Regions from separate parts of the Mus musculus genome. Here all the other regions are linked to region 5. Evidence: chromatin loops called from intact Hi-C (ENCODE). Cell type or tissue: heart. All regions are shown on one strand. Links, peaks and the distances in the headings refer to the core of each region. The heading gives the core; the rest is flanking DNA. Region 1 overlaps Crhr2 (corticotropin releasing hormone receptor 2). Region 2 has its middle 15 kb from the start of Gm38539. Region 3 overlaps Gars (glycyl-tRNA synthetase). Region 4 overlaps Fkbp14 (FK506 binding protein 14). Region 5 overlaps Gm34358 (a long non-coding RNA gene). Region 6 holds the start of Gars (glycyl-tRNA synthetase). Region 7 has its middle 55 kb from the start of Nod1.

What was found. A loop is a pair of places that touch in the nucleus more often than their neighbours do. Peaks named below come from ENCODE experiments on the same cell type or tissue, not always from the same donor. Only the 100,000 strongest peaks of a DNase experiment are listed, where the experiment ranks them.
Region 1: a loop joins it to region 5, with 2.5 times the contacts of the local background. A loop is called at or near these places in 16 of 42 quality-filtered maps.
Region 2: it touches region 5 in a loop (15-fold over the local background); 32 of 42 quality-filtered maps call a loop at or near these places.
Region 3: a loop joins it to region 5, with 3 times the contacts of the local background. A loop is called at or near these places in 15 of 42 quality-filtered maps.
Region 4: a loop joins it to region 5, with 9 times the contacts of the local background. A loop is called at or near these places in 20 of 42 quality-filtered maps.
Region 6: a loop joins it to region 5, with 2.5 times the contacts of the local background. A loop is called at or near these places in 2 of 42 quality-filtered maps.
Region 7: a loop joins it to region 5, with 6 times the contacts of the local background. A loop is called at or near these places in 28 of 42 quality-filtered maps.

Annotation. Positions count from the first base shown.
Region 1 is chr6:55,089,092-55,093,616 of GRCm38, reverse strand. Crhr2 (corticotropin releasing hormone receptor 2) reads left to right here. Exons shown (of 13, transcript NM_001288618.1): 10 at 253-338; 11 at 530-665; 12 at 1,063-1,104; 13 at 2,199-3,568. The coding sequence ends at 2,339. Among named protein-coding and RNA genes, the nearest start is that of Crhr2, 42 kb to the left of the region's middle. In heart, for the core only: a CTCF peak has its summit at 2,791 (motif pointing left); no DNase peak of the experiment used is centred there; H3K27ac peaks cover 275 bases; H3K27me3 peaks cover 705 bases.
Region 2 is chr6:55,014,701-55,019,225 of GRCm38, reverse strand. No RefSeq gene overlaps it. Among named protein-coding and RNA genes, the nearest start is that of Gm38539, 15 kb to the right of the region's middle. In heart, for the core only: CTCF peaks have their summits at 2,041 (motif pointing left) and 2,829 (motif pointing right); DNase peaks (open chromatin) are centred at 2,055 and 2,755; H3K4me3 peaks cover 312 bases.
Region 3 is chr6:55,074,957-55,079,481 of GRCm38, reverse strand. It overlaps Gars (glycyl-tRNA synthetase), which reads right to left. Exons shown (of 17, transcript NM_180678.3): 14 at 3,991-4,100; 15 at 2,434-2,527; 16 at 1,709-1,899; 17 at 1-262. The coding sequence ends at 137. Among named protein-coding and RNA genes, the nearest start is that of Gars, 39 kb to the right of the region's middle. In heart, for the core only: no CTCF peak of the experiment used is centred there; no DNase peak of the experiment used is centred there.
Region 4 is chr6:54,584,541-54,589,065 of GRCm38, reverse strand. It overlaps Fkbp14 (FK506 binding protein 14), which reads left to right. Exons shown (of 4, transcript NM_153573.2): 3 at 3,136-3,263. Among named protein-coding and RNA genes, the nearest start is that of Fkbp14, 6.4 kb to the left of the region's middle. In heart, for the core only: a CTCF peak has its summit at 2,717; no DNase peak of the experiment used is centred there.
Region 5 is chr6:55,165,177-55,169,701 of GRCm38, reverse strand. Gm34358 (a long non-coding RNA gene) reads right to left here. Exons shown (of 3, transcript XR_377703.2): 2 at 3,702-3,864; 3 at 2,508-2,891. Among named protein-coding and RNA genes, the nearest start is that of Inmt, 7.6 kb to the left of the region's middle. In heart, for the core only: no CTCF peak of the experiment used is centred there; DNase peaks (open chromatin) are centred at 2,451 and 2,561; H3K27me3 peaks cover 1,197 bases.
Region 6 is chr6:55,036,310-55,040,834 of GRCm38, reverse strand. It overlaps Gars (glycyl-tRNA synthetase), which reads right to left and starts at 2,834. Exons shown (of 17, transcript NM_180678.3): 1 at 2,602-2,834. The coding sequence starts at 2,793. In heart, for the core only: a CTCF peak has its summit at 2,780; a DNase peak (open chromatin) is centred at 2,864; H3K4me3 peaks cover 3,089 bases; H3K27ac peaks cover 3,116 bases.
Region 7 is chr6:54,915,670-54,920,194 of GRCm38, reverse strand. No RefSeq gene overlaps it. Among named protein-coding and RNA genes, the nearest start is that of Nod1, 55 kb to the left of the region's middle. In heart, for the core only: a CTCF peak has its summit at 2,482 (motif pointing left); a DNase peak (open chromatin) is centred at 2,444.

The sequences.
Region 1 (4,525 bases), core at 338-4,337, 76 kb after region 5:
GGGTTCTCAGGAGTGACTCCAGAGGAGTAGTCACATTCCCCACCCATCTTCTTTATAAGCTGCCTGGACCATGGGTGGAGGGCAGGCAGGCCCTGGAGTCAATGGGTGCCTTCCTGCCCTGCTGGGTAGGAGCAGAAGTTGGGTGACCAAAGCAGGTGCCCGGTGCTGGAGCTTCTGCAGGTGCCAGAGGTTCTTTTTCTCAGCCCACTCTCATCGCACACCCTTCCCGTGTCCCTCTCTGCTTTCTTCCAGATCAATTTTGTATTTCTGTTTAACATCGTCAGGATCCTGATGACGAAGTTACGAGCATCCACCACGTCCGAGACAATCCAATACAGGTACGGAAATGCCTGGACACCTTGACCTGGCGGGTATGGAAGAAGCAAGGGGGTCCAATCACCAGAGCCCTTGGGGTCCTCGCCCCTAGAGTTGCTTGAGCAAAGCATAGCACCGCATCCCTCCTCCCCGAGTGAATCCTATCCTATAGGCAAGCTCAGGCTTGTTCTCACCCTCTCGCTTCCCCATCCAGGAAGGCAGTGAAGGCCACGCTGGTCCTCCTCCCCCTGTTGGGCATCACCTACATGCTCTTCTTTGTCAATCCTGGCGAGGACGACCTGTCCCAGATTGTGTTCATCTACTTCAACTCTTTCCTGCAGTCCTTCCAGGTAGACACCCCCACCCCCACCCCCACCCCGGGGCAGCACACCTCCCAGGCCCGGATGCTAACACTGAGCCGGCACGCTAGGATGGGTTATATGAGCACCAAAACGCAAGCGCTTGCACATCCAGAACCCCCACTTGGCCCCAGATGCTGACCAGGGTGCCCTGATTGTAACCCCCATCCTGGGACTTAACTGTCTTAGCACTTCTCAGAACACCTAGGACAAGCTCGGGATGTTGAGGCAAGAGGTCACACCCAGCTTAGAGCAGACCCTGGGGTAACTGTATGCCTCGTCTAAGCCCAGGACTTCTGAGCTCCACCCAGCCATCCCATGTCCTCCCACACTGCTGGCTGGAATGACCCCTCAGCAGATGCCTCACATCGCCTTCCTTCCTTTCTAGGGTTTCTTTGTGTCCGTTTTCTACTGCTTCTTCAATGGAGAGGTAGGAGACAGGGCCTTTGGGGTGGTCTAGGGGCTCAGGTCTCTTAGACTGTGCTCCCAGGTGGTCCAGCCAAGCTGCCCAGTCTTTCAGAAGAGCTTCGTCGCTGGCTCTTCTCAACTCCATCTATGGAGTTGAGGAGATGGGGCTAAGAAACCACTTAGCTTTAGGGGAATAGGACTTCTCCTGCAGAGCCAGCTTAGGTCAACTACACAAGCCAGGAGTAACATGCCTGTGCTCAATGTGTGCCCTCAGAGTCTAGGAGCAAGGTGCCCAGATAGCAGGACCTGAGGAAGCCAGACAGAGGGGATGACAGAGGAAAGCTTTCAGAAAAATGTGAGGTGGCATATGTCATTCAAGCAGTTCTTTACGAACTCGGCAGAGAAGAAACCGTCGAGGGCTGGTGGATGACTGCCAAAGCTCAGGACCTGAGTTCAAACCTAAGACTCAAACGGCGGAGGAAGAGAATCTACTCCTGAATGAAAGCTGACCTCCACATACCTGCTGTGGTGCTCAGTGGGAACACACATGCATGCATACTCTCTCTCTCTCTCTCTCTCTCTCTCTCTCTCTCTCTCTCTCTCCTCTAAGGAAGAAGCTGTTGTCTTCCATTACAATACAAACAGAAGAGAGTCAGTTTAGTGTAGAAAAGACGGAGACAGGAGTTGTCCCTTAGGCAGTGGTAGAGAAGGCAGAGTACATAGGGGGCGACAAGAGGCTTTTCCTGATGAGCAGAAAGCTGGGCCTGATGCCTGCTGAGTTGAGGGGCTGACTTACAGAGCCATAGTGACTAATTCATGGTGGCAGGGGAACTGGAACCTTAAGCAGGCCAGTAGCCTCTCCAGGAGAGGGAAAGAGAGGGTGGGTCCCTGAAGGAAACTGCGGGGCGGGCACAGAGTTCAGGGGAGGACCTGAGTTTAAGACCTCACCAGTGCCCTGAAGTGAGGGTGGCAGGCCGAGGGCCATCCCAGACAACCTTAACTTTAATAGTTTAAACTTTAATAGTTAAATAGTTAAATAGTTTAATAGTTTAACTTTAATAGTTCTCGAGGTCGGGGTAAGGGATGGCAGAGGCAGGTGACTCTCCTTTCCTGCAGGTGCGCGCGGCCCTGAGAAAGCGGTGGCACCGCTGGCAGGACCACCACGCCCTCCGGGTGCCTGTGGCCCGGGCCATGTCCATCCCTACGTCGCCCACCAGGATCAGCTTCCACAGCATCAAGCAGACAGCTGCTGTGTGACCCTCTGTCACCGTCTGCCCGGCAGTCCACCACTGAGGCAGCTTCTCCATCCTTTACAGCCTTCCCCTGGGTCCTCCTTGCTACCCTGACCCACAGGGTACAAGGTACAGGAGAAGGGAGGAGAACGAACACTCCCGCCTGGAAGGAAAGGAAAGCTATGACATGGGGGGGCTCTGAAGGACCAGGGCCCAGTGCAGCCAGCCACACATCTCCAAGCACGAAGGAGCAGAGGGACATCACAGGACCCTCAGAAGGGATGCATCTCACACCATCAAGCCTCTGTGCACCCAGCCTCTTTTGTGGGGTCCTCACTGCAGCACCATTTACATCTGAAGAAACTGAGGCTCAGAGCAGGCAGGGACCTGGCCAAGTCACATAGCTACTTGCCCCACCCACAGCACCCACAGTTGGCTCTGCTCCTTGCTTTCCATCTCCACACGTGAGGGCGCCCTCTAAAGGTGAGGGAGACAAGAATGACCTTATCTGGCTTCATCCCAGAAGCTGTCGAGCAGAGATGACCAGCCCTTTACCAAGGTAGCCTTCTTCTTCCCCAGTCTGTTTCCCATGTGTCTCCAGGAGAATGCTGGCTTTCAGTCGGCCATCCCTCCTGGGAGTCCCCAATTCAGTCTGGGCTCAGTCTGGGGACCTAGACCACGGGAAGTGAGTTAGATGGAAAGTCACACTCTCCACAGTGCCAGACAGAAGGGAGAACAGAAGCGCCTGGGGAAGAAGGGTGAGGATCCCCCAAATCAGAGTATGCCTGGGAGTGATTGAAACAAGGGCCCCAGGATCTCAGTGACATCAGCCAGGCATCTGTGGAGTTGGCCACAATTCAAGCAACGAGATGTTGGAGAGATATTGTGAGCCAGTAATAAAGGCAGAATGTCTGCAGGACATATCCATGCCCCTCTTCTTACTGGCTAGGCCCAAGCAGGCCTTCCTGTGGAGTCTTTAGGTTCAAAGGGCCCGAATCATTCCTGTCACCCCCAAAGGGTGGCATCTGCACCACCCCCAGCGTAGACCCCACCTGTGCCAGGGACTAATATTCTGGAATTGGGAGGGAGAGGAGGCAAGGCCCTTCAGGCTCCGAAAGCAAGAAGACACAGTTTGATTTCAGGCTTCTCTTCCATTCCTCTGCCCCTGGAGCAGAAGAGGGGTGTTGGGGCAAGCCAACAGACTTGAAAAGGCCCCTTGTCTAGGTACCCCACGAAAATAAACTTTGAAAACGTATCCAGCCTTACGCATTTTTATTTTGGCGTTTGATACATTTTAAAGCATGAAAAGACGTGGTTTCTGACACTTGGTATATATTTGAATTTTAGAAGAAAACTGTCGCGGCACTTTAAAACACACCAAATGACACCTAGACACTGCCTGGTTCTAGGGCCACTGTCACCTGTCTTCAAACACTTTGTCAGCAGGTGGCTTGTGTTGCTACTTTTCTTTCCAGCCTTCTCCATCATCCCACCCTGGGGAATTTTATTTTTAGAGGTCTTCTCTGGCCTATCAACTTCTCTGCCTGACTCTTGGGATTTTTCAAGAGTTTTCTAGATCGGCCTATCACGACTTTTATTTTTCTGGGTTTGTTGGACAGGACCTCACTTAGCTCAGGCTGGACTCATGCTTGCCTTGAACTTAAAATCCTGCCTCTGTCTTCTGAGCGCTAGGACTATAGACACATGCTTAAAATTTTTTTTAAATATAAACAGTTTATTAAAGCCACGTTGGATATTGGAAGTTTTTTTTTTTGAAAAAACGCTTTCATTTGGGGGTAGTGCTTGTGTGCTATAGTCTGCGTGTGGAGTCAGAGGAAAAATTTTTGGAAGACAATTTTCTCTTTTCACCATATATGGGTCCTTAGGATGAGAGATCTGAAGACTGCTTTGACATCAGCCATGGAGATGCAGAGTTTGGAGTTTGCCCAGCTGGTTTCCTGTCTTTCTTTGGGGATTACAGTTAAGTGATTGGATGAATCTCAGAAGAGACCTTGAACTTTGGAATTTTTAACATTGTTGAGGTTAAAAGTTGGACTAAGTGCATTTTACATTAAGAGAAGTTTGAACAAGCATAACAAGCTTAGAAAGGAAAAATATAAAATATATGGTTCGAGTATTAAACGGGTACCAGGAAGTGAAATGGAGCAAAATCCTGTGTTCTAGGAGATAACAGAATAAGGGAGTGGAATT
Region 2 (4,525 bases), core at 384-4,383, 150 kb after region 5:
GAATCTAGATGATTGGACAGCTTGAGTCGTGAGGAATCTAGGGTATATTACAGAGTCAAGGGAGGAACTGGTTAGGTTCTGGGAAGGTCAGGCACTTTGGGGACTCTACCTCAGGGGCCTGGCTGCAACCGTCCCTGGATTCCCATTCAGATTCAAGTTCCCTGAAAAGAAAGTATTCTCACGAGGATACTCAGTGCTGGTGCTTGCCTGCACACATGAAGTCCTGGTACTGTATGATGATGGCGATGATGATGGTGGTGGTGATGATGATGGTGGTGATGGTGGCGACGACATCAGCCCAAGGGAAGAACTAAGCCATATCAGCTGCTCAGGGCTGATGCTACTTGTTTGGGTTTGGTTTTTGTTTTTGTGGAAGAAACCCCAGGTATGTCATGCTTGGCCCATCCTCCTTGGTCTTGAAGGGTTGAACACAGGAGCCAAACAATAGCAATCACCCTCAGGAGGGAGGGTCAGGGGGAGAGGGAGGGCTCAGGGGAGAGGGAGGGCTCAGGAGGAGCTAAGGAGGAGAGGGAGGGCTCAGGAGAAGGAGGGCTCAGGAGGGAGGGTCAGGAGGAGAGGGAGGAGCTAAGGAGGAGAGGGAGGGCTCAGGAGAAGGAGGGCTCAGGAGGGAGGGTCAGGAGGAGAGGGAGGGCTCAGGTGTAGAGGCTCAGGAGGAGAGGGAGGAGCTAAGGAGGAGAGGGAGGGTCCAGAAGGCAATGCACTGCCTTGGGGGCCACAGAGCTCGTAAGGGAGAGGCAGAGCATGAGGTCTTGCAGGCTTAGACAGTTGCTCACGTCACCCCCAGGAGAGCTCACTCAAGGCCCACGGAGAACTAACATCCTTCCACTTCATGAGATGCGCTTTGAGTTCCTTTTAGCATCGCCTTGGGCCACCCAGGTGGTCCTGGGCATTGCGTTTTCACTTAACTGCTGGAAAGATTTGACCTCAACTCAAGAACCCACTTCAGTTCTTCTGGTCAGGAGTTCTGGGCACTCTGGTGAAGGGCGCTCTCAAACGCGCCCAAAACCAACCAGGAGGAATTCAGCAGGGAGAGGGCTCAGTTAACTCCTTAGCAAGATCACTCCTTAAGAGGTAGGGAAGGGAAGAGAAAACTTGAGAAAATACACTGAGATCCGAAGCCGAAGCAGCTAAATTTGTAAGTCTCTTTAGGAAATGAATACTGACTACCTACTCTGTATCAAGGGACATGTTTCATGTTTAAAGATCCTAAAATAGCTAGGCTACCACTCAGCTTTGGCACCTCGCTGAACAAGGGTGAAAGCATTTGGATGTTTAGGGAAATTGTCAAGAGTTGCGATCCCCAGTGCTTAGATCTGCGCGGCTCAGTGCTAGAGCAGGAAGCTTGATCCCCAGCACTACAAAACAAAACCTGCATGCTGGGGAGAATCGGGAAGTTTAGGAAATTTAAAACAGCTTCCCCTTCTGTCACGAGAAATAACCACCTCTCTGCCTATGGCTATAATACGGTTATGAGATGAGCACTAAAAATGTAACGTTTATTCTTGGCCAGAGAACTGGAGAAGCCTGGAGACCAGCAGAGACTATTTATTAGTCAGCTGATCTCTAAGAACTGACTTTGGCTTTGCATATCTGTGTGGTAAGGCCTGTGGTGGACTCATTCCATCCACACCCCACGCCGTGGGGCCACCACAGCCCTGGCTTTGCAGGTGAGAGATGTATTGAGTCAACAAGTGGCATCGATCAGAATCACCCCAAATCTCTTATTCTCAAAGTCTGAGGCAGCCCACAGTTGAGAAGGGACAGAAGCTCTGTTACTTTCTAGAAAGACAGATCCGTGATCACATGGTCCCAGAGCTCAGACTTCATCTTCAGGAGATGGTGGGATACTATGGACCGATAAGGGCTGAAAGAGCTGTATCCTCAAAAACAAAACAAACTAAACCAAGCAAGCAACAACAACCCGAGCGAACCTGGTCTCTGCCAATTCTCTAACAGAGATGTAAAGCGAGAAGGGAAAGCTGTGGCAGGAGAGAATGCCTGTGCTTGCCAGTGTAGCGCTGCCCCCTAGTGGAAATAATGTTGTCTAACATGGTTCAGCATGACTGGCTGCCAGGGATACTCCTAGGCGAGGGAAGAAATGAAAGGAAAAGAAAGTGGAAAGGCTTACATGGTGTGTATTTCCCGGTATTCATTTGGGCAGCACTAGGAATTGAATCTAGGGGCCCTGGCATGCCAGGAACGCACTCTACCACACTCCATGTGTCGCATATTCTCCCCCTTTGTTGCTGCCACCGTTGTTTGGTTTTTGATACAGGGTCTTGCTATCTATGTAGCTCAGGCTGGCCTGGAGCTCTGAATCCCCCCACCTCCCCCGCTTCACCTAACCCAAATCTTCTCAAGGTCTTTTGGCATGTTTCCTTGTATGCATATTTCCTTTGTTACAATGAGCTTACCCCTGACTTCCCATCCTACAGTGCTTCAGATGATGACTAAACTTCATCTAGCTGTCTGCAGGACTTAAAGGACAGCATCACAGGGCTCTTGAGAGTGGAGAGGGGTGTTGTTTGACATCCCACGCCTGCTGGGACCTGAGATGGGGCTGGCCCCATGCCCTTTGCTGAAATGCAGGCTGCTGATTTGGGATCAAGGTGAAAAAAAGCAACTAAGTAGGAGCTCTGGTAAATTCCCTCCCTCCATCCTGAGAACGCCAGGGGAGGAGCATGGGTGGGAGTGGCTTGCAGTCTACACAGCTTGCTTTGATCTTGTGCAATGTAGCCGGCCCACCTTAATCTGAGGTTGTGCCTAACACAGCTCCCTACTTTATGGAAGCTCTAGTCACGAGAGCCAGCAGGTGGCAGCCTCCAAGTGCGCCTTCTTGCTGAAGAACAGGGAATATGCATGCGCTAAGTGGATTATTATTCAGACACAAAGAGGAAGTGAATGTTGTTACACAAATACACAGAAGGAGCCTTGAGGACATATGCCAAGTGACATAAATCACATACAAAAAGACAATCATCACATAATTTCATTTACATGGTATGCTGGCTAGTTTAAGGTCAATTTGACAGCTAGAGTCATCTGAGAGGAGGGAGACTTGATTGAGAAAATGCCTCTGTAAAATCAGGCTGCAGGCAAGCCTGTGGGGCAGTTTCTTAGTGATTGAGGTGAGAGGGCCAGCTCCCTGTGGGTGGCACTACCCCTGAGCTGATGGTCTTGGGTTCAATAAGAAAGCAGGTTGAACAAAACATGAGGGGCAAGCCTGTAAGCAGGACTCCTCCAAGGCCTGTGCATCAGCTCCTGCCCCCCCAGGTTTCTGCCCAGCCTGAGTTTCCTGTCTTGGCTTCCCTCTGTGATGGGGTGTGACCTGGTAGTGTGAGCAAAATAAACCCTTTTCTCCCCAAGTTGCTTTTGGTCCTGGTGATTCATCAAAGCAATAGAAACCCCAACTCAAGCATATGAGGTATTTAAAGTGGTCAAGTTCATAGAAGCGGAAAGTAGAATGCAGGCAACTGAGAGCTAAGGAAGGTTCTAACACCCAGATGCATGGTCTGCTGCCTCCTAGCATCTGTGGCTTCAGATGAGGGGACAGCTGAATATAGAGGAAAGTCAAAGTAATAGAATTGATGTTGCGAGGGATTTGCAAATATTTTTGCTTAGAAGACATTAGAATTCTGGAGCTGACCAGTTCCAGAGTGCTGCTATTAAAGGCATTTGAAACCACAGTTGGTCATGTTTGTTTCTCTTAACTAAACTATAGCCTGCAACCATGCTAGCCCTGAAAGTTACAGGAGCCTCAAAAGAATTATGGGAATGCCAGAGGGGAACAAAAGAGACACTAGACTTGTCCTCCAGCTAGGTACAGGCTAATTAGGATGCTGAATGCAAAATGGGTCCAAATGGCTTTTAAAAATTGTGTTTATGATGCAGCCCAGTGTGAGAACTCCTCAGTGGTCTGATGTCCTGCTGCTTAAACGATGCTAAGTGCTTTATCTCAAGCCAGTATCCAGTGGATGATAACTGCATCAAAAACACCAAGCCAGGAATGTGGTTCATGCCTGAATCTGAGCCATCCTCAGAACAAGGGGACCTGAGCAGGTCCTTCCGTTTGTGTGGTAAACACTTCACCAGCTGAGCCACCTCCCAGGCCCCACCTCACTACTGGATAACTCACTACTTTCGCAACTGCTTTGCTTCTCTGGTGACTTCTCTGGTGGTTTGAATGAGAATGGCTCCTACAGGTTCTTACCTTAGAACACTTGGCCTTCAGTTGATGAAACTGTTTTAGGAATTACTGGGAGGTGTGGCCTTGTCGGAGAAGGTTTGTCGATGGGGCAGGTGATGAGCTTTGGGGTTTCAAAAGCCCATACCAGGCCCAGTCTTGCTGTCTCTCCGCATCCAAATTGCCAATAAGATATAAGCTCTCAGCTACTGCTTCAGCGCCATGCCTGCCCACCTGCTGCCATGTGCCCTGCCATGATGACCACAGACTCACCCTCTGAAACTGTAAGCAATCCCCTATTTAAATGCTTCCTTGTATGAG
Region 3 (4,525 bases), core at 148-4,147, 90 kb after region 5:
TCCTTCAACTTTAATTGTGGGAGTAAAACCAAGCAGCCACTGAGGAAAAACCGTCCCTGGATGCAGTCACAATGCTCTGTGTAGTGGACATGATGAGTTATTTATTAGCACGATGGTCATAAGCTGCCAGCTGTTCTCATTCCTCTACTGTCTCCTTCTTGCCAGTCTCTTGCCCTTCAAAGAGTGGGTACCTGGCCTCCACATCAGCCCAGGTAATGTTGCCGTTGGCCAGATCGCGGACCACATTGGGCAGCTCAGAGACCTGGGAAGAGAAAAGAAGTGCAAGCATTAGCCAACTTGACATCTGTGGTGGGCATTTGCCCTGAATTCAGGAACCCTTATATACAGTACAGAGCAAACCGTCTATCTGTGATATACTGCACACCATGGATACACACATGATGTCAGCAATGCAGACAGAGCAAACCACCGCCTATCTGTGATATACTGCACACCATGGATACACACATGATGTCAGCAGTGCAGACAGAGCAAACCACCGTCTATCTGTGATATACTGCACATCATGGATACACACATGATGTCAGCAATGCAGACAGAGCAAACCACTGCCTATCTGTGATATACTGCACACCATGGATACACACATGATATCATCCTTTACAAGCTGTGTTTGTTTTCCTAATTATGCTCACCGCCTCCCAGGCTGGGGTCTTTCCTCAATTCCACAAAGGCTCAAGCCTACCAGCTCCCTGCACAGCTCAGCACCGCCACAAGCCTCTCATCCCAGTCTGTATCTCATGCTATCTCACGGCTGTTACATTTAACTCCTGTATTTAATTAAGTCTATGAGGTGCAGCAGAGCAAGTGACAGTGGCCTCCAGCAGTGGTTGGCAAAGTCGGGCATGGAAAAGCAGCCTATGTGGAGCCTGTTAAACCGCTTGGCTACCCTTCCCTACCACCGGCTAAAGGACGGCAGGTCTGGGGTGGAGATTAAGATGCTCCAGCAAGTTCACAGGAAATGCCCATGTAGAGGCTGATGTGGGACTCACACAGAACTGCAGCCATTGGAATGTAGGTACAGAGTAGTCAGGACGGGTGTATAAACACAAGCCTGATTTATGAAACCCTTTTGGATAAAGCAGTTTTTGTTTCTATTTTCCTTATTATAACTGTATCAAGCTGAATACTAGTAAGTACTCTAAATAAATGCCTGTTCAAAGTTAACACATTAGCCAGGCGTTTTGCAGGGACAGTGCCCCTCCAGCCCCACCCTGACCCACTCAGCCACTCTTCTGTGCCTGTCCTACCCCTGTGGTCACTGCTCTTTATAACGTTACAAAAAGATTCCATCTCCAATGGGCTAACACTAAGTTTATACACACATTTTTACGTGTCTATAGAAATACAATGATAAAGATGGCTAAGATCCCAGAGTGTGCCAGTAAAACTATGGCAACAGCCTCAAGGGATGATACTTCTCTTGCTTAATAAACAACCAAGTGTAAAAACGAACTGCTAGAAAAGGAGCAAGAGTAATCCAAACGACCATACAATATTAGAGAAGTGTTAATGGGTATTTTCATAATTAAACCAAACAGTTCTGGGAATCTGGGCTTTGTCTGATACAAACCAATCATTAATATTACAAAAAATAAAACCAAGAACATAAGTATATCAAAGTCCAATTCAAGCCAGTAGGAAGCAGTGAACATATCTAAGAGTAACTGTGTGAGAAGGCAGTCACCTCTGCCCTTATCTGTCTCATGGAGTCTCGGTCCCTCAGAGTTGCAGTGTGGGGCGTCTTGTTCACTGTATCAAAGTCAATAGTGATGCCGAAAGCCACGCCAATCTCATCAGTTCTTGCATAGCGCCTTCCAATAGACCCAGAGGAGTCATCGACTTTATGAGACACGCCGTTCCTGGTCAGAGCTTCGGCTATTCAAAACAAAGTGAGGCAGAGTAAGGTACTGCAGTAATTCTCAGTGTCATCTGAACGCAGGCTCGGAAGCTCAGCAAACACAAAGGACCCTGAGATGAGAGCAGCAAGTCCCAGCTATATGGGTGCTTACTAAGTCCCCTGCAGCAGCCCAGATTGCCCTGCTATCTCCACCCAGAACAGCTGCACCGGAAGGAGACTGCACAGCCCTGAGCTGCTCATGCAGAAGTAAAGGGCCAGCACTCCTGGGATCCCTCCAATGCTGTAGATTCAGCAGGGCGCTACATTCCACTAGGGTTTTGGGAAGAGGGAACCAAGGCCACTAAGAGCAGCAAGGAATTCTGAAGTCTGACTCCTGACTCACCCCATGCTAAGACATCTGAGCAAGTCTGCTCTGTTATAATATAAGCAGAGGCTAAAATCCCATTTATTCATAGTCAATCTATGATTTTACTCAAACAAATGATACATTCAGTAAAACTGAGTCTGCAAGACAGTGTTCCCATGGAGATCACCCAACTGGATTTGCTTACATAATTCCTTGACAAATGGCATAAACTCTTGGTTCTGGCTCAGTGGAAGGACAGAACATTTGAATGGAGCAACCACAGCAGGGAAACTGAAGAACTAGATGGTTTTAAAAGAAAGAAATTCAAATGTTAGCTTATAAGTAATTGTTATTGTCACAAAGCACAAAGTAGTTACACTCAGTAGGTAACTTAGACCACTTCACTATCAAAATACCAGCTCTTCTATCAGCATACAGGGAGTAAATGGCCCAACCCTCCTACGCTGTGCATGAACTCAAAATCAAAGGCAGCAGATGTTCTGAGGCAGGCAAGCCAGCTTTTTGCAGGCCATTTTGCATTGAAAATGAGAGCTGAAGGCATGTCATAAACAGGACTTGTATAAAAGGTTCATTTGACGGCAAGAACACACAACATAGGAGCAACTGGATGTGTTCCATTAAAGCACCGAATGACAGAGTCGAGGCTAGCTCCTGCTTAAAGCTTAATTACCCCCTTGACGGCAGGCAATTACAAATATCCTGCTACAAGGGAACCTTCTACTTGAGCAACACAGAGGCCTACATCACAGCTTCCTCCTTCAGCCTGGGATAATTCTATTTTATAGAATCAAGCAGGAACTTGCCTTTACAGATTTTTTTTTTTAATTTCACTAGAAATGTTTTCATACCAAATTTGTAGGCAAATGGATTAAATAAGTGGGTGCTAATAATTCAGAAACATTTTTGGCTTCCCACAGCCTAATCAAATTTCTCTTCATGGAGGGACTATGCAATTCATAATAGTGTGACTAATTTATTCTTGTTTAGCCTTTATGAAATGTCTATTAAAGCTCTAGTTATATCAATATTGTTGAATTAAAAAAAAAGCCAAAAGACTTTTTTCTTAAAAACTAAAAACCTTTCTATTAAAAAAATAAGCAGGAAAACACGAAGCAAAACTGACATCTAAGTAAGCCCTTTAGTTAGGCACACCATCACTCCTTGACTCAGCTGTGTCTTCACGGATGTATCTGAAGCCTGGGCCAGGCTCTTACTATTTGACAAATGAAGGACAGCTACCATCTCATGTCAGGACAAAGATGCAGTCTCATCACAGAGACTAAAAGAGCAATTCTGTTAGCTATGTAGTATAATAATGTGTCAGACTTTCTAGAACTCAGGACCAAGAATTCACCAGTTCATTCTTCAATGCTTGATGTTTTACAAAGAACCGTGGGTGGATATCCAACGTTCCATGTGTGCTCAGATTTGGACTACATGTAAATGAGACCGTTTCTTTAACCAATAAGACAGACAAAAGCTCTCTCTTCTGTAGCTAGCCTTTTGATTTTCTTCCTGGAAATCTGCTAGCAGCAACCGGAATACACCTTCCATAGAAAGTGAGATAACAAAGATAAGGCTCACAAGGTTGAGGAGAGAGTGGAAGGCACGGAGCCGTGATGCAGGATCATCAAATGAATAGAAAACCTGAGGGGTTGAAAAGCTTTTTATAAACTCCTACTGCCTCAACACTTGAATGCCAGGCAAGCTCCACCTAAGCACTCATTTCGGGGCAGCTCACCGTTCTCTGTTCATCTCCCTCTCGGACATGGAATGTATGTTCCAATATGGTATACATGATCCTGCCCAAGCCAAAGGAGGGCTCAATTACACTCGGAACAACTTCTTCCACTGCAAAAAAAAGTAGACAATTTAGTAATACTCTCTCAAGGACCACAGGATGCAAATCAGAGTCCTTGATAATCCTTGGCACTCCAACTCCCTAAATCTGGATGAGTTGTGATCTCTATACAGAATACACTCAGAACTATATGCTCATAAGCAATATGATCCCTTTAAAGGGAAAGTTAAGTCAAAGAATGTTTAACCTGAGTATTCACATAGAAAAATGAAGCTTGTGTCCTAGGAGTGGTCCTTCGAATGAATAAGCTATGAACAGTAACAGCAACACTCTGCTCTATCCCCTGCTGCCTTTCGAGAAAGCTAACAGACCTGGCGCTTTCATTCAAGAATTTGTGAAATCAACTACTGGGGACTGGAGAGCTAGCTCGGCAGTTAAGGGCAACAGCTGCTCTTTCAGAGGACCCAGGTTTGAC
Region 4 (4,525 bases), core at 239-4,238, 580 kb after region 5:
CTGCTGGGTGACCCTGCCTGCTGGGTGACCCTCCCTGCTGGGTGACCCACCCTGCTGTGTGACCCTCACTGCTGTGTGACCCTCCCTGCTGTGTGACCCTCCCTGCTGAGTGACCCTACAAGCTGTGTGACCCTACCAGCTATGTGACCCTCCCTGCTGTGTGACCCTCCCTGCTGTGTGACCCTCCCTGCTGTGTGACCCTCCCTGCTGTGTGACCCTACCTGCTGTGTGACCCTACCTGCTGTGTGACTCTACCAGCTATGTGACCCTACCAGCTGTGTGACCCTCCCTGCTGTGTGACCCTACCTGCTGTGTGACCCTACCTGCTGTGTGACTCTACCAGCTATGTGACCCTACCAGCTGTGTGACCCTCCCTGCTGTGTGACCCTACCTGCTGTGTGACCCTCACTGCTGTGTGACCCTACCTGCTGTGTGACCCTCACTGCTGTGTGACCCTCACTGCTGTGTGACCCTCCCTGCTGTGTGACCCTCCCTGCTGTGTGACCCTCCCTGCTGTGTGACCCTCTCTGCTGTGTGACCCTACCTGATGTGTGACCCTCCCTGCTGTGTGACCCTACCTGCTGTGTGACCCTCACTGCTGTGTGACCCTCACTGCTGTGTTACCCTCCCTGCTGTGCAGCTCACAATGCTTCCCTCTCTAGAGGAAACCTGCCATCTCGCTCTAACAATGCAAGAAAAGTGTCTTGATTTGAACCTTTGGAATAGGTTCATCAGATGTAGTTTGATGGATGGCTGTGTCTAGTTACAGCCAGGAAGTTTTCCACACCACAGCTCTCACTGGGAGAGTTGCATTCTTGCTTTTAAACCTATTTGTAAAGTTCTCAATAGCTTAATTTTATTTTATTTATTTTTGGTTTTTCAAAACAGAGTTTCTCTGTGTAGCCTTGGCTGTCCTGGAATTTGGTCTTTAAACCAGGCTGGCCTTCTAACTCAGAGATGTGCCTGCCTCTGCCTTATGAGTTTTGGGATTAAAGGTGTATACCACCACTGCCTATCTGTGTGGTCCACACAGCTTTTGTGGCAATTTTTTCCAAGGCACTGACACCTGGTATTTTAGCTGAATTCATGCAGCGCTCGGGCTGTCGGATGATGCTTATCAGCTGGCCCCAGAGGTAGTTTCTTCACTGAAATCTGATCTGGGCCAATGGCCATATCTGAAGAGACAGGATTGTGAACTTTTACCACCGTGTTGTTATTAACCAATTGGAACTAACTTGAGTGTGTTATAATTGGGGTTAGCCATATAAGATGTAGCTCACTTATTAAAAGTGCCATTTGCAAAAAATAAAAAATTATACATGAAATATGTTCAATGTAAAAGTAGCAAATAGATTTTGTGTCTGTCTAGCTTTCCCCATGGGAAGTATATGCACATAGAAAGCAGATCACAATGAATAAAATATTAATAGTATACTGTGATTCTGAGAATTACATTCATTTCTGAGTCTATCTTACAAATTCTCTATGAAGAAAATGTAGTACTTATACAGTGAAGAAAATAATTGTAAGAAGTCATCAGAAGCAGGCAGAGAATCAGTCTGATGTGGTGTAATTAGATCTCGTGGCATTTTTCAGCCGAGCATAGCCATTGACAAAGTATGGGTGAAGATTCCTCGCCTGTTTCCTAGGGAGGTTAAGCGCTGTATGTGCCTATGATGTACTCCGAAGCAGGACTGGCTCTCTAAGCTATGTTCCACTGCCATGGCTATTAAACACATTCAGTTCTAATTATATTCTTTGCAGGAGAAATGGAGCATCCTAGAAGAGGTTTCTCTAGTGCCTTTAGATGTAATCTGTCTCTTCCCCGTGCCACTGCTCTTTCAGTACTAACTCTATGTTTGCAACAGTAGTCGTCGTCCGTGACCTAGTTAGCTCAGCTTCACTTCGTAGCATGCAGAGATCTAAGGCTGAGTTGTTTCCTTTGGTGTCATGGAACTAATTCTTCCACTAATTTTGTAGTATTTTAGTACATGCTTGCATGCCTCCTTGGAAAGATACCAGCTTTCCCACCGGTCTATGCATGTCCCTTCCCTGTCTCCATCGGCAACGGTAAGCTTTGGCTCATCCTGTGAGTGTTTTTCTCTTAGAAACTGACTACCCTTTCATAGAACTTTGAGGAAATGGGGACACAGTGAAGTCTTGTCTAACAAGTGTATCTTGACCTCTGTACCCTGACCTTTATATTAAATAGAGAAAGCAAGTTTGAACAACAACAACAAAAAGCCTAAAATTCCAAGAAAGTTTGTTTCTTTGACTCTTAGGGTTTTTTGTTTGTTTGTTTGTATCCCCAGATTTTTAACAAGTTGTTTTTTTTTTAACTTTTAAAGATGTGTTAGTTTCCTTTCAGAAGTTGATTTAGATTTCCCTTTTCTGATTAAATGTCTCAACAAATAAATGCATAAAGTCCTATGTCAGGAGGTATCCGAAGTCGTTGAAAAATTTGAATGTTCCTTTATTATTTTTAAAACCATGAAACATCAATCCCTATTTATCAAGAATAACCCCAAGGGTATTATTTTTTTATGGATATTCCCCCTTTGTCCTCTCCATGATACCTAAGGTAGAAAATTGTCAATCATTTTACAGATAAGGGACAGAAGCGAGAGGTGGCAGATGTGAAGTTGAAGTTCAGTTGCGCTCCATGTTCACAGAGCTCCCACTATTAAATACTGCCTCCCAGTGGTAGACACTGTAGTGACAGCCCTGTGTACTTGAGGGTCAAGATTTTCTGATCTAAATTAACAAATCTTTTATAATGTAATTCAGTCTGAATTACTCAAGTCCTTTAGAAGTCATTCTTGAAGTGTGACATGAAGGGCCTGAATTGTATTTGAAAATTAGTGTCAAGGCCTTTATCATATCCACCTGTGTGTGTTTTTACTGCTACCCAAACGCGTGCTTTTCTTCTGCCAGTTTGGGTTGGTTATTCCTCCCTCTGTTCTACTTTTCTTTCCTGGGTAAAGTATGATCTAGAAATAAGTGATTTCTACTATCTGTGACCATTGTAGAGCACCTCTTCATTGAATGTAGTTAGAATGTCTGCTACTGTAATTGATTTTGTTATGAATACTTTTAGATCTTGTAAATAAAAATTTCCCCACCTCCTCATATCAGGTAAAATCCCTCCAGAGAGCACACTGATATTCAACATTGACCTCCTGGAAATTCGAAATGGCCCAAGGTCCCACGAGTCGTTTCAAGAAATGGACCTCAATGACGACTGGAGACTCTCTAAGCATGAGGTGACTCTACCTTCTGCCTCTCCTCTGTTTTTCTTCTGCTTTTATTTTAAGCTCCCGTTTTTAGAAATACCTGAGCTGCCAGGAGAAGAAAAACAAGTTTTCTTCAAAGGAGTGACAATGGGTATGTCAGCCAGACCCAGGGCAGGGCTCATGCTCAGAAGTAGTGGCCAACATAAATCGGACCCCATGGTTTTTAGTGGGTTTTTCCCTTTTTTTTTTCCCCTTGAGACTGATTTGTATCAACTCCCATGCGGCTCTTCTTTACACCTGATTGTGCCATTTTATTTCCAAATACACACACTGTATTGACAATCTTGTTTCCGCCTTGAATTTTCTACCAGTTTTTGTTGTCTTTTATGAGCCTGTTCCAGTGAGGGGCGAAGAGTTAAATGAGATTGATAGCAATATATTTACCTGGCTAGGCTGTAACTATTTCTTTTTATTACTATTATTTTTAATTAATTATTTTATTTATTTAGATTTCAAATGTTGTCCTCCTTCGAGGTCTCTCCTCCATGAATCCCACCGAACCACCACCACCTTTGCCTCTAAGAGGGTGCTTTTCTGCCCACCCAGCTACCCGCTCCCTCCTCACCCCTCTAGCATGCTCCTTCTCTGGGGCATCAAGTCTCCATGGGGGGGGGGTGGGGGCTCCTTTTTTTTTAAGAGAACATGAAATTGGATGGAGGGAGGGAATCTGGGAGAGTTGCGGGTCGGGAAAGAATATGATTAAAATAAACTATACTATATATAAGTTCTCAAAGAGTAAGTGATAAGGAAATTTTTATTTAGGTAAAATATTATTTACAGCCCTTTTTTGGTAGGAAATCACTGCTTAGGGAAGTGTGTTGGCTGAGGGGCGTGCCCAGTCTCCTGCCGCTTCCCTTCTCTCCTAGGCTTAGAGTTGACTGTGTCAGCCGGGGATCTTGGAAAGCATTTCTTTTTTCCATGACGGTAATGACTGCATGAGACACGCGTGGGTCCTGGGAACTTTCCCCTGTGGACGGTTTCTGCCGAAGATGGCCAACTGGCTGTTGAACGGCTTTCAGAGAACTCTCCAAGGGGCGATTTGCCTGGCCAAGTTTATCCAAGTCAGCCTCCGCGGGAGGGCATTTCTGGATTTTACACAGAGGGGAAATTCTTCCTCGGCCACCTGAAGGCCTGGCTTTTGAGGTGGGAGGAGGAAGAAGGGTTTTTCCGTGTCTCAAGCCCTCCCGGCTGTCATAGCTATTGTGGAGAGAGAGCAGAGGTAGACACACGCC
Region 5 (4,525 bases), core at 332-4,331:
GAAGAAGAAACACATGGAGAGACAGAATGGCAGAGATGCTATTTGGGTTGTGTCAGATGCTAGACACTAGCTGAGAGACTGCCCCAGCAAAATGCCAATCACTTTAAACTATGTAGATTTCTCCCTGTCTTAAGGTCCTTGAAAGCCCTACAATAGAAGAACAGTATTCTTGTCTCTTAAGCCCTAGCTGGCTCCAGTGCACAGCTGCTCTCGGCCTTGGTGGTCATCCCATAGTTCTAGTGAAGGCTGGGCTGATTCCATGGCAGGCTTCGAATGGGCAGCTAAGGAGACTAGGCCTAAATCTCTGTTTCCAAGAACTGGGCAATTTCAGGTAAGTCCAGGCCCCTCGACTTGATCTGAGGCAAGGACAATGGGTCAGCAGCAGTTCCCAGACTTTCTCAGTAACAGTTCCCAGACTTCCCCAGTAAGTTTCCAGCCCCCCCCCCCACTCCCTGGTAATGGAATGCCCATAGACATGGTCCCAACAGATTAACATAGAGCTCACCTACCCCGGAATTCCCTACTGTGCTTTAAATCAGGCCTGGAAGCTCACTTGGCTGTCTCTCTATTCTGGTAATGGGAGCCCCCAGCGTGCTGGGCTTGTGCAGAGTAAACACTCTGCGTTTACATGCTATTTGAATCTGGGATGTCATTCTTTGGTGAATCATGGACCCTCCACTGCACATGGTTGTACCTTCAGTAATAGCCTTTCTTGGGCTCTTTGGGGACTCTGACCCTGCCACATGGTGCCAAGCCCCAACTTCTCTTCATGACACCTTTAGTTCTGTGGCTTCTACATCAACAGTCTGCACACTCACCAATAACCTCTACTGGCCTTTCATGGTGTCAAACCTCAGCTTCGCTCCATGACCCCTTCATACTTTTAAAACCAGAACCACCTGAGAGGCTTCTACACATTACCAAGTTCAACTACTAGTATGAGACACAGCCTCAACTTCCTCTGGACCACAGCTTCTTTGTGCTGACCCTAGGGAAATAAGTCCCACAGGATTTTATCTCAGTGATGCTGGTCTCTTCTTACTTGCTGCTAACTTCTTAACCAGCATCGATTGCGTCTCCAGCAAAGCAAAGGTTTGCCCTGGTCATTCTGGTCTGCTGTTAACTGTTATGAGGTACAAAGGGCCGAGGGGGTACCTGACAATCCCATGCCAAGGTGTCTCCCTGAGTAATTAATGCTCAGGACCCCTGAGTGATCAGAACTCCATGCGAAAACTCTGCAACAGATCTGGTATAAAAGGGGAATTGGGGGGTGGGGGGGTGGGAGAGGGGTGAGGACCTGGAGAAGGAGTAGAGCAGCAAGAGAGCCATGAGGGCAGAGAGAGATGGGGTAAAGAGGGAGAGGAAGGGGCTCTGAGGACAGAAAGGGGGAGAAAGAACTCCCCTGAGAACAGGAGGTGGGGCTTGGGTAGCGGGCAGTCCTTTTATAAGTGGCACAGCTGGCACTAGCAGCAGGTGTAAGCCGTTGCTAGGTCCCAGAGGAGAGCCTGGTGGAATCACCTGTAAGCTAACATTCACCACAGCTGATTCTTCAGCTCTAGCTGACTAGAGCCACAGATCTAAATGCAAAATATCACTCTTAGCCCTAGCTGCCAAGAGCCACAGGACTAAATGCAAAATATCACTCAATGGCTCCGATAGCTCTTTGCTTCTCTCTAAACGTCACTAGCCAGGCCTCCACCATCTGCACTGCTCTCCGCATTTGTAGCCCCCACAAGCCTAGAGAACAGCCCACTGAGTTCTGAGCACTCAATGGCTTGTCCAGCCCGAAGTTCAAATGAAAGCACAATTCTCCCTAAAAGTCAGGTTTGTTACAATGCCCCCACCCTAGTTCCAATTTCTGTCGTAGTTAATAGGGCAGAAGTCTGGAGACAGGAAATGGAGCAGAAACTGTGGAGGTTTGCCCTGCCTTCTTTCTTACATCATCTGGTTCCATTTTCCCAGGAGCGGTGCCACCCACATAAATTATCAGTCAAGAAAGCCCTTTAGGCTCACCCATAGGCCAGTCTGGTGGAGGCATCTTCTCAAATGACTCTAGCTTGTGTCAGGTTGACCAAAAAAACCTAACCGGTACAGACACCTACCTGAATTACCTCACTACACGGAACTCCTCTTCCCTTCTCTAACCCATGCTCCACTTCTGAGCACTGAACAGAAACAGTAAGTAATGAGAAGGACCAGGCCAGCAGCCAAGACCTGGAAAAGGGCAGCCCCCGCTACTGCTAAAACCAAGTGTTCCCTAAATGTGTTCATTGTGTGAGAGGTGATCATGAGGCTTGGGTTAGAGAGCAATAGCAAGGGAGTCCTCTCCCCATCAAGGGAGTCCTCCTTCCTGTGACAAGGACAAACCAAGTTTGGTCCCTGGTCCTTGCTTTAGAGCTACAGCAATGTGAAGCTGCAATGATTCCATATGGCCACGAGAGGGCAGTGTAGGGCAAAGTATCAGCAGAACTCAGGCGTTCTGAGGAGAAGAGGGTGGTTTGCTCAACTTTTTGACATCTTGAAGTATCTATTTCCTGCCCTCTCAGGCAAACACAAACAAACAACAAAAGAGAAAAGCAACCTTCAACAGGCAAGGTCTCTCTGAAGTCAGGACTTGCTCCATGTCTGTGTGGTCCCAGACTCTGCATCAACGGGGCCTCGGGATGGCAGGAGAGGAAGCTGAGGCTTGAGTTGGTGCAAGTCCAGTAGGGTTGGAGATACAGGATAGGATGGCTGGTGGGTGGAGTCTCTTGAGGTGGGCAGCACCAAGCAGGATGGTTTGGGCCAGCTATCCCAGTTCAGTGTCTGCACTGGCCACTGATGCCGTCCAGTAGGCACAGGCTTCTTTGAGAGCGCATACAGCATGTAGGACACTCCTCTTTCCCTTCTGCCTGCAGGCAAGAGAAGGGGAGATGGGGCGTGCAGGAATCACTAAGGGCAATGCAGGCAGCCCAGTCTGAGAGTCCAGCTAACAGATTTGCTAACTGGGAGTCCTCGAAAGTTTTAGAAAGTACAGATGCCACGGAATTCTCCAGATATAGCCCACAACCTTTGTAGAACAGATCAGCAAAAAAAAAAAAAAGTTTAGAGTCTACCATGAAAGGAAGTCAGTGCAAGAACTCAAAGCAGGAACCAGGAAGCACAGACTGAAACAGAAACCATGGAGGAATGCAGCTTACTGGCTTGTCTCCCATGGCTTACTTGGCCTGCTTTCTTGTACCACTCAGGACCACCTGCCCAGAGATGGGACCACCCACAGTGGGCTGGACCCTCCCGTGTCAATCATTACTCAAGGAAATGCAACATAGGCTTACCTGTAGGTCAGTCTGATGGGGACATTTTTTTATGGTGGGTTCTTTTTCTCTGGTGACTCTAGCATTTGTTGACAAGCACAAAGGACAGGCACTGAGCTCTGACTCAGTGGAGAGATGCAGGCTACCCGGGGCTCAAAGCACATTTGCCACAAGATGTACCCAGAACCCTTCCCTAGGTGGCTGTAAAGGTCAGACCACCTGCCGGCAGTGAGAAGTCACCACTAGCCACTCCCTGATCAAAACCAGCACTGGGTTTCTGAGGGGCACAGGGTCCAGAGCTCAAGAATCATTTCCAGGCAGGGTGGTGAGAACCAAATGAGACTTTCAGTAGCAGGGATGCCTAGGGAGACTGGGGAAGGTTGTGTCCTAAGGAGATCCCCCTATTACCATGAGGTATGCATCCAGAAGATGAGCCACTTCTTGCCTTCATGAAGATAGGCTCCTGCAGGCCAGTACTGGTCCAAAGATCACTACCAAGCCTCTCTGAGGTCTAAAGTCCAGTATCCCCATGTTGGGAACAAGGCTGTATTGGTGTGGTGGTGGGCTGCCCCTGACAAAAAAAAAAAAAGAAAAGAAATCCACCTATTGCAAGAGTCTGGGAGAATCCTATTGGCCGGTGGGGATCAAGGACCACCAGCTAAGTGAGGCGTTGAAGGCTGGGAAAGGGGCAGGCAGCCCTGCCAAGGGCCTGTGGTCCAAGGCAGGAGGGATGGGTAGGACTGCTGTGTACTGACCTGCTAGTTTCCGGGACTGTCAGCTGAGACAGGGCACAATACAGTGGGACTAGGGAATCGGGGTTGGATGGAGTAGAGAATGGCCCACTGGGTGGGACTCTCATGCCTCTTAGAGAATGGGTAGGTGAGAGCCAGAAGCCAAGAAAGATAAGGTGTCTTTCTGCAGGGCACCCTAGTGGGAAGAAGAGATACTTTGAGGTAGCAGAGGCCCAAGCATGGGTAGGTAGATAAGAGTGCAGTGGCCAGGACCGGTGGGGACCTCCTAGGGTGAACACTACCTGGAAAACCTTATGATGATTCATACATCCTACCATAATCAATCTACTGAGACTGCCTCGGCCACAGTGCTGCAAACAGAGCAAGCCCCTCCTGTAATTAAGTGAGAACTGCATTTTACGCATTGTTGTTAGTCTGGAAACTGACTTGCCCTGTGTGTTGGAAAGAAGGTTGTACCTTTTAGTTTGTTAAGAACTTTGC
Region 6 (4,525 bases), core at 356-4,355, 130 kb after region 5:
AAATAAATAAAATAAACCTTAGAAACAAAACAATATAACATGAACATTCTGAAAATAGTTACTTTCTAAAGTAAAATAAAGTTTTATGGTGATTTGCTAATCTCTTAACTTCTAATTTATCAGACAGATTACCATATATGTTATATATTATAATGTATGGTCCTAAGTATTTCAAAATACTTCCGGGTAGAGTCTATCAAAGAAATCATACATAGTGGAATTCTAAGTCGTTTCAGGCAACTGTAGAAATTCTTTGATCAAAGCTCTGACAAGCAGTAGATTTAAAAGGCCCAGTGAGCTGGCTCAGCCAGTAAGAGTGAGGCTAACAAGCCTGACAGCCTGGGTTTGATTCCCAGAGATGCCATGGTGGAAGCAGAGAACACATTCCTGCAAAACTTCCACATACAGTAACAGAAAAGTGATATCCTGAAGACTTGTCTTTACATCTCCAAGTGAGTGTGTGGCATGCATGTGTACACACATACAGAAAATAAATATAAATATATGAAGATATTTTTCAAGTAATTTCAAAGGCATAGAGACAGCTCGGTGGTATATGCTTGCCTAGCATGCAGAAAGCTTGGAGTTCAAGCCCAGCCCCTCTGGAGGTGGAAGCTGCAAGGTCAAGGTCATCCTCCACTACATGCTGTCTTTGAAGACAGCTTGGGAGACCAGAAACCCTGGCTCTGAGGCCACAAAGTAGGACCTACCTCAAAAAGAAACAGAAAAGTTATTTCTACCTCAGAAACCACAGCACTGAACTTTTTATAATCAGTTACATAAACCCAGGAATGTATTTTAGGACTCTGAAAAAAAAAAAATCTTTACCAATGCCTGTGCTCATCACAGTGTGTCCTGGTCATTTGGAGCTTCATGAATCATAATATACTTTAAAAAAAAAAAAAAAACCTTCATGATTGCTAATATCACCACTTATCTTATAGAGAAATTCTTGAAGCCCTGTGAATCTGTCAAGCTCAGACTTAAGAGAAACCAGTTTGAATTTTACTTTGGGGCACAACTATTTCTGGTAACACCCCCCTTCAAAATGCACGCCACTGTTAAGAGCGATCCTTTAACACCTCCAAACGACACCTCAGTAAGTCTTCAACTGCCCAGGCTTTACAATGAAAACGTGTGACATGGACTGCACTCCATTTTTCCATACATGTCCAAGAGGAAAACCGTTTAACTAGATGATCTTCAAACTCTTTCCAGTGACACTGGACTCAGTATGACTCAAATTTTCCACGCAACTAATCAGTGTATATGTACTTCTGGAAAAGTAGAAAAGAAAAAAGTCCAAACTAACTTAAATAAATTAATTCAACTATTGGGAAAATATCCCAAAGTTAAAAAAAAAAAAAAACCAAAAACCCTATCAAACAAACACATAAAACCAAAAAAACAAGTCAAAACCAACAACAAAGGACATGAAGGTCACACAAGCTGTACAGGAAGGCTCTCCATGATCAATGCGTCCTGAAGTTAACTACATTCAGTCTTACTACAGAGGAATACTATGTACTGCAGTTCCAGGCTAACGTGGCAGAGGGAGGGGTTTGCAGTGTGTGCTTTTTTTTTTCCCCCAAAATTAGATGTATTGTTCCAAAGGAAGGAGTTAGGTCACAACAAAACAACAAAGGAGTCACACATACATTTATGTGGGGAGTGGAAGGTGGATGGAGACTGAATGTACAGAACATACAATTAAAAAAAGAAAAAATAAAGCCCATAGTGAAAATCAAAATGAAAGCCTATTAACTGAGTCGGGCTCAAACTGGAGCAAAGTGGCAGAATTCCTCGAAGCTGCAGCACCTCAGCTCCAATGAATTATCCTTAAGACAGGATTCCACCCTCCTTAGCTAGACAAACGATTGCATCAGGCGCCAGAGCAGGCGCAACCCGACCGGTGTTTACAGCTAGTAGGTCATGGATGCCGGGCCCTACTGTAAGCTCTGGCTCTCACTGGGTGTGGGTATCATTCCAAATACTTTTCTCCTTTCCCTCTTAAGTCTGATCACCACCACTCAGTGCTACAGTAAAAAAAGGAGATCTGCATTAAATCCCCAGATTCTCCAGCTAAGAAACCTCCCTTCCCTTCCGCAAAATGACATTTTCAGGTGTTCCACCCTAAGAATGGATGACTTCACTGAGTGGCTCGGTCAGTCCATCTACAATTTCCAGCTTGATCCGAAAGCTCGCTGGTTCCAGACACTCTCTTCAGAAGGCAGAAAGATGACAGGAGAGGGATCATGAATTCGCATCAGTATTGGAGGGGGGTGGGGGGTCGACACCTCCCCATAGCCACGTTTCGACCGTGAGCCAGTCCTCAGGCTAAACACTGAAGCAAGGAAGATAAAGAGAAGGGAACGCTTCCCAAAGCATCCCCAAGACTAAAGAAAAGAAGCGCGCAGCATCAGCTTGCCGCTGAGCCGAGCCATCGGGGCGCTCAAAGAGGGAGGCGAAGCCTACGGCTGGATTCGGGGTACGCAGAGAGGGCACGAGGCCCAAGGATCACGGATGCCGACGCAGCGCGGGGACAGGGGAAGGACGGACAGGAGCGGGGTGCGGCGCGCGGCTGCGGGCGAGGGTCGGTACCTGCTGGCGCACGGCTAGCCGCAGTGGGGCCAGCAGCTCCTCCGCGCTGTCCATGCTGCTCCGGGAGGCGGCGGGCTGCGCGGGAGCGCTGAGGAGCCGCTGAGACGCGGACGCTGCGACCACTCGGGGCGGCGACAGGAGCGGCAGCGCGGCGCGGGTGGCTCTGAGCAGCGAGGGGAGCAGACAGGGCATGAGCACGCCGCCTAGGCGGTGCGCAGGGCGGCTACGGAAGCGGCGCGCGGCCCGCCCGGTGCATGATGAAATAGCGCAGCCAGGCCGCAGGCGCGCGCAGCCGCACTTCCCGCAGGCGCGCGCAGCCGCCGCGTCTGCAACCGCAGATTCGGCAGAGAACCCGGAAGGGCACCAACTTGCTCAAAAATGTGTGAAGAGGACGCTCCAGACAAATGCACAGAAGGACATGGCTTCTGAGAGTGCAGTCCTAACCTAGATGCCCGAGCACCTTTAGATCGTGGGCTTCTCTGTTGTCCCAGACGCTCGAATCGCCCCACTGGAACACCCATACTTCTGCTTCTTCCTCAGCCCATTGTTTAGAAGAGTATATAAAGTCACATAAAATCGGAACCTAGAGTTACTATAACTCTAGTGGGTCATGGTGATGCACATCCGTAATCCCAGCACTTGGGAAGACGAGGTAGGAGGATCGTGAGTTCAAGACCAGCCTAAAATACACAGTGAGCCTCTGTCTTTAAGAAACAAACAAACAACAACAGCAAAAACAAAAATATTGCTCAAGACCCAATGTTCCTCGGACTATTTATAGGAATCAGAGTTGCTGTTCTTCTCAGGGCATGCCAGTTAATTTGAAAGACAAGGTGTAGAGGCAAAGGAAAAGTGATTTTACTTGGATAACCACCTCATGGAGCAGTCAGGGGAACTCTAGCCTCAAAGCTCTTGCAGAAGTTATATAGGTTGGATGCTCCCAAACTTGTGGACACCTCACAGCCAGTCAGCCAGATGATGGGCCCAACCGGGAGATACCACCTTCCAGTTTCACAAATATCAAGAAGACCATCATTATCCTTGTGCTATTGTTGTGATTGGTTAGCTGGTTTTTTACACAGTGGACAGTCTAGAGGGCAATGAACCTGGCTCAAGGCCCTCTTTCAGAGAACCCAACTCCATGCAGTGAGAGACCACACGTTCTCAACTCCCAGAAATCTTTGATGCTGTTTTTTAGGGTGAAGAACCAGACACAAGGTAGTTACTAGTTTACCCAGTATCCCCAAGACAAAAGTTAAGCAAGAGGAGGTTTGTGACGCTCTTCATTTGCTTCCAAGTTGCTTTTACTGCCAATTTTAGGGATCACGCGTATTTTTATTAGCTTTACTGGATATAACACCTGGGGTGCTGTGGCAATCTTGGTGTTTTTCAGGAACTTGAAGGTGTAAACCAGTTTAAGTTCCTGGCCCTTTCCTGCAGCCTGCACAGATATCCAAGGGTGACCTTTTGAAATCTGGAGGCTTAAAATTTCACACTCAGAACATGCTATTGCCACCATTGTTTAGAAACATAGATCCAGTGAAGGGGTCCTGACAAAGATCGCTGATGCGTCCTTAGTCTTCACCTATAGTCACTTTTCTGACACCTCAGGCCACCCTGCTTCTTTATCTACAAATAACTCCAAACCCCAGTCTCCAGGAGTCAGGTCCGAAATTCGTTCTCATGGCTACATGCTTGGCAGTCTCATGCATATTTTCCCAGTGACTGGCATGATATGGGCCTGTTTGAGCAAGCCAGGAACAAGTCCAGACAGACCTTTACCCATGGTTTAGCAGCTTGCAGTGTGGGGAACCCATGGACTAATCCAGGCACAGACCAGACCCCTTGTCCCAGGGAATTGGCCCATTGCTGCTGACCTGCAAATTTCCCTTAGCAATGGAGAATGCTTCCTAGGCTTGGGAGA
Region 7 (4,525 bases), core at 376-4,375, 250 kb after region 5:
TAGGCCCATGTTCCCAGTGTCCACCATTCCCAACAGTCCACTGAGCTTCAGGTCCACTCCAACCCTCATCAGCCGAACACCTCTCAGTGGGTAGCTCTACCAATTGGGGTCTAATACATATAAGCCTTTGGGCGTATACTTCATACCCAAATCAAAACAGTAATAATACAGCTACTTTAATTTTTTGTAATGATTGTTTATACTTTGCTGAAATATCTTTAATTAAAAAATGGGGCTGGTGAGATGGCTCAGTGGGTAAGAGCACCCGACTGCTCTTCCGAAGGACCAAAGTTCAAATCCCAGCAACCACATGGTGGCTCACAACCACCCGTAATGAGATCTGATGCCCTCTTCTGGAGTGTCTGAAGACAGCTACAGTGTACTTACATATAATAAATAAATAAATCTTTTAAAAAAATGTATTTGTGTGTGGGAGAGGGTTGGGGGAGCAGTACATGCATGCATGCCACAGTATGTATCTGGAGGTCAGAAAGCAACTTTAGGAGTTGGTTCTTGCCTTCCACCGTGTAGGCACCAAGACTCACCAGGCTTGTTGGAAAATGTCCTTAGCCACAGAACCTCACTGACCCTCAAACACCCCTCTCACTGTTGCAATCACACTGTGTGTCTGCAGATATTTTTATGTAACTCTGACTGGCCTGCAACTCACTATGTAGAATAGACCTCACTGAGATCTGCTTGCTTCTGCCTTCCAAATGCTGGGATTAAAAGGTGTGTGTAAACACACACTATGTCTGCAGTTCTTTTTTAATAAAACATTTCTCTCACATTCTCATGCTCTTAATAACTACCAGTTGTGTTCTACAAATTTGAGAATTTAATTTAATTTAATTTTTCGCTTAATTACATTCTAGTGATTAGACATTCATGCTTCCAGACTGACTGTAGTGCTGGTGATGATAGCAATGTTTTGGTAGAATTGAAAATCCTTAAAGAGCCAGGCGTGGTGGCGCATGCCTTTAATCCCAGCAGTTGGGAGGCAGAGGCAGGCGGATTTCTGAGTTCGAGGCCAGCCTGGTTTACAAAGTGAGTTCCAGGACAGCCAGAGCTATACAGAGAAACCCTGTCTCGAAAAAACAAACAAACAAAAAAAGAAAATCCTTAAAGTTATTTCTTTGGAGCGGGATGGTCGAGGCAGAACTCTTCCTATTATGCAATTTTATTTCATTGTCACCCAAGTTACGGGTGTGAGGAATGATTTAGAAAGACAGAAAACCAGAGAACAGTGTAATATAATAACCAAGGGCATTTCCATGGAAGAGGAAAGCTCTGTGGCCCTGCCCTTCAGCCTAGACACTGTCCAAACACTGCCCATGCCCCAGATGTGCATGTCTGAAGATTGTTCACTGGTGGTGGCAATAATGGCCACAAGAGGAGTTGGCAGTCCCAAAGAGTGGCTCCCGTTGTAAGGAGGCCTGCGTGTGATGGTGGGAAGTATGCAGGGGTTGGACTCTTCCTTGACTGAGGCATGTCATATCTCTGGGTGGGTTCACTCGACCCGAAGAAGCCCAGTCTAAGCCCAGGCCAGTGGAAACTGCTTCCCTGCACAGCCTCGTGGAGTGGAAATGCTTCTTGAACAGGGACAGTGAGAATCAGGGATGCAATTGTGCACATTGTCTTGTTAGCCAGGACAGGCTTATGATGAAGCAAGCAAACTGTCAGGATGGGACCTGGGCACATGTGGAAGACCACACTTATCCTGTTTGGGACTTCAGGCTCACGTGATCCAAACCCTCACTCCACCAGAGAGTAAACTGGTATCAGGTGGCAAGAGTGACAAGGGAATGCCACACAGCTGATCACTGGTGGCGCTGAAGTGAGAACACAGTTCAAAGTCTTCAGTTTACTTTGCAACTAACTAACTAACTAACTAACTAACTCCTTGCCTATTAAGTGCGGGCAGGCAGGCCAAGCAGAAAGGGACTTTTCTGCAAAGGCACAGTGAGTCTGTTTGGCATCCAGTATTTCTCAGGAAACCTCACGTTTACTCCTTCAATTAAGATGCCTGCATTCCAGGACACTGGAGTCAGGCTGAAGGGCATCAGTGAGCGTTGTGTCCGGGGAGCACCATGGGATAGCATCGTGGGCAGGAAGAGTGCGATAACCAACAACTGCATCCTCCATCCTCCATCCTCCAGCCAGGAGACTGGGTAGATGGAAGTCAGCAGGTACATTCTAGAGCTGCAGTCACATGGGGTGTGTGTCTGTGACTTTCATTACAGGAGGACCTCAAAGAGCCAACTGTACCGGGTCCCTGGTGACAGGTGCACTATTTCACTCTCTCATTTCTTAAAATAAAATTATTTACTTGGTGTGTGCCCGCCCATGCTCACATGTGCATTTCCCCCTGTGAACGTGGGTATGTGCATGCCATGGCTTGCATATGGAGGTCAGGCTCCATGGTCTCCATCCACCTTGAGACAGGGTTTCTTTTGTTTCTGCTGCTGTGCTGCCCTCTTCAGGCCAGAGAACTGACAGGCTTCTCTTTGGTTCTCCTACATCTCACAGTAGGGTACTGGGACTACAGACGTATACAACTGCATCTGGTTTGCATGTTGGGTTCCAGACATCAAACTCCAGTCGTCACTTGTAAGCACTTTTACCTGCTAAGCCATGAAACTCAGACCAAAGCAAACTGTGCTAAATAAAAAGAAACTATCTTAATTCCATTTATCCATCACGTCAAAGACAGCAATACACGCAGAGAACTGGCTAAGAACTCATTAAAAGATGACTTGGTCAGTCATTCACTAGTGCTGAGGGTTCAAATCCCAGGGCTTCTGGCAGCTGTGTGACCTTATACAAGTGACTTAGCTTTTCTGTTGTTGAGTTTCCCATCTGTAAGCAGGCTGGTTAAATAATGCTCCTCCTGTAGGGTTATTTGAGCAAGCAGGTTAAATAAATTAATATAAAGCTCTTACCCAGTATCCATGCGCAGTTAGGGCCCCAGAAACAGCGACTCCCATTACCTCATCAGTCTGTTTTCCTCTGGTGCTGCCTCAGTGGAAGCAGGAGTTAGGGCAGGCAGAAGCAGAGATGTCCTGTGCTACCCTTCCCAACCTTAAGTATATAGCCAAGACAACACCACCCCTTCACACAGCCCAGACACAAGAGGCCACGTGCAATGCTAAGTGCTGAGGGATGAACCAGCATCCATATCTGTAACTGTCTTCTTTATTTTGTAAAGGGGCCTCGTATCCAGGAAAGCAGGTGTACTGGCTGGTTGTATATGTTAACTTGACACAGGCTGGAGTTATCACAGAGAAAGGAGCTTCAGTTGAGGAAGTGCCTCCATGAGATCCAGCTGTAAGGCATTTTCTCAATTAGTGATCAAGGGGAAAGGCCCCTTGTGGGTGGTATTATCTCTGGGCTGGTAGTCTTGGGTTCTATAAGCAAGCAAGCTGAGCAAGCCAGGGGAAGCAAGCCAGCAAGTAACATCCCTCCATGGCCTTTGTATCAGCTCCTGCCTCCTGACTTGCTTGAGTTCCAGTCCTGACATCCTTTAGTGATGAACAGCAGTTTGGAGGTTTAAGCTTAAGAATAAACCCTTTCCTCCCCAACTTGCTTCTTGGTCATGATGTTTGTGCAGGAATAGAAACCCTGACTAAGACAGCAGGGCATGGGCTGGACAGACAAGAGGCTTTCCATATCAGAATCCATGGCTGAAGTTCGCTTCTGTTTATCAGCAAGTGGTTCTCTTTCTAGCACTTCTTTCTCCCACTCATAACACTGTAGCTCTGACTCCTGCCTGTAATACAAAGATATGAGAACCTGGAGGAGGGAGATGAGACTGGAACAAGAAGGAGGAAGTGGCTGGGCTAACTCCTGGAAATTGACTTCCTTCCACTGCACAGGTGGCCAGCTGGCCTTACATGTGACGTCACCACCAGCAGCCTGGGTACAGGAAAAGCAAGTTCACAAGCTACTAAACCCGCAGGATGGGCCAGATGCCTGCTGTGGCATTTAGATGTTCAATCAAGTGTTTCATTAGGTGACGTGTAAGGCTCTGATTCCTGCTACTGTGATGTGCTTGCTTACTAGGAAGGGTCTAAGGTCTCACTATACTGGGCTCAACTTTATGATCCTTCTGTCTTAGCCTCTGGGGTTCTGGGAATACAGGTATAGGCCAACACAACCAGCCAAGAGGACTCATTAGTAGCCAACAAACTCTTGTGCCTGCCCCAAGTAGTCCAGTGATTCGCACATCTTCATCATAAACTGACTTCCGGTACATCTTCTCTAATCTCCTCCCCCATGGCACATTTTAGCCACGTGATATGCTGTAATTCTGTTTCAGTTCCAAAGGACCACAGTCAGATCTAAGCTTCCTACCACCCCTGGCAGTATTTGTCTCCCCAGTGCTGCTGCCCTATTTGAGGGTGCTCTGTCTCCTCACATCTGGTAGTTCTCTCCTTGCCGCTACATCCAGAACCCCTCTGTCTGTCTCACCATCGGTCCTTCCATACATGGTACAGTTTTCAGTTCAGCAAGTCACGGGTCTAAC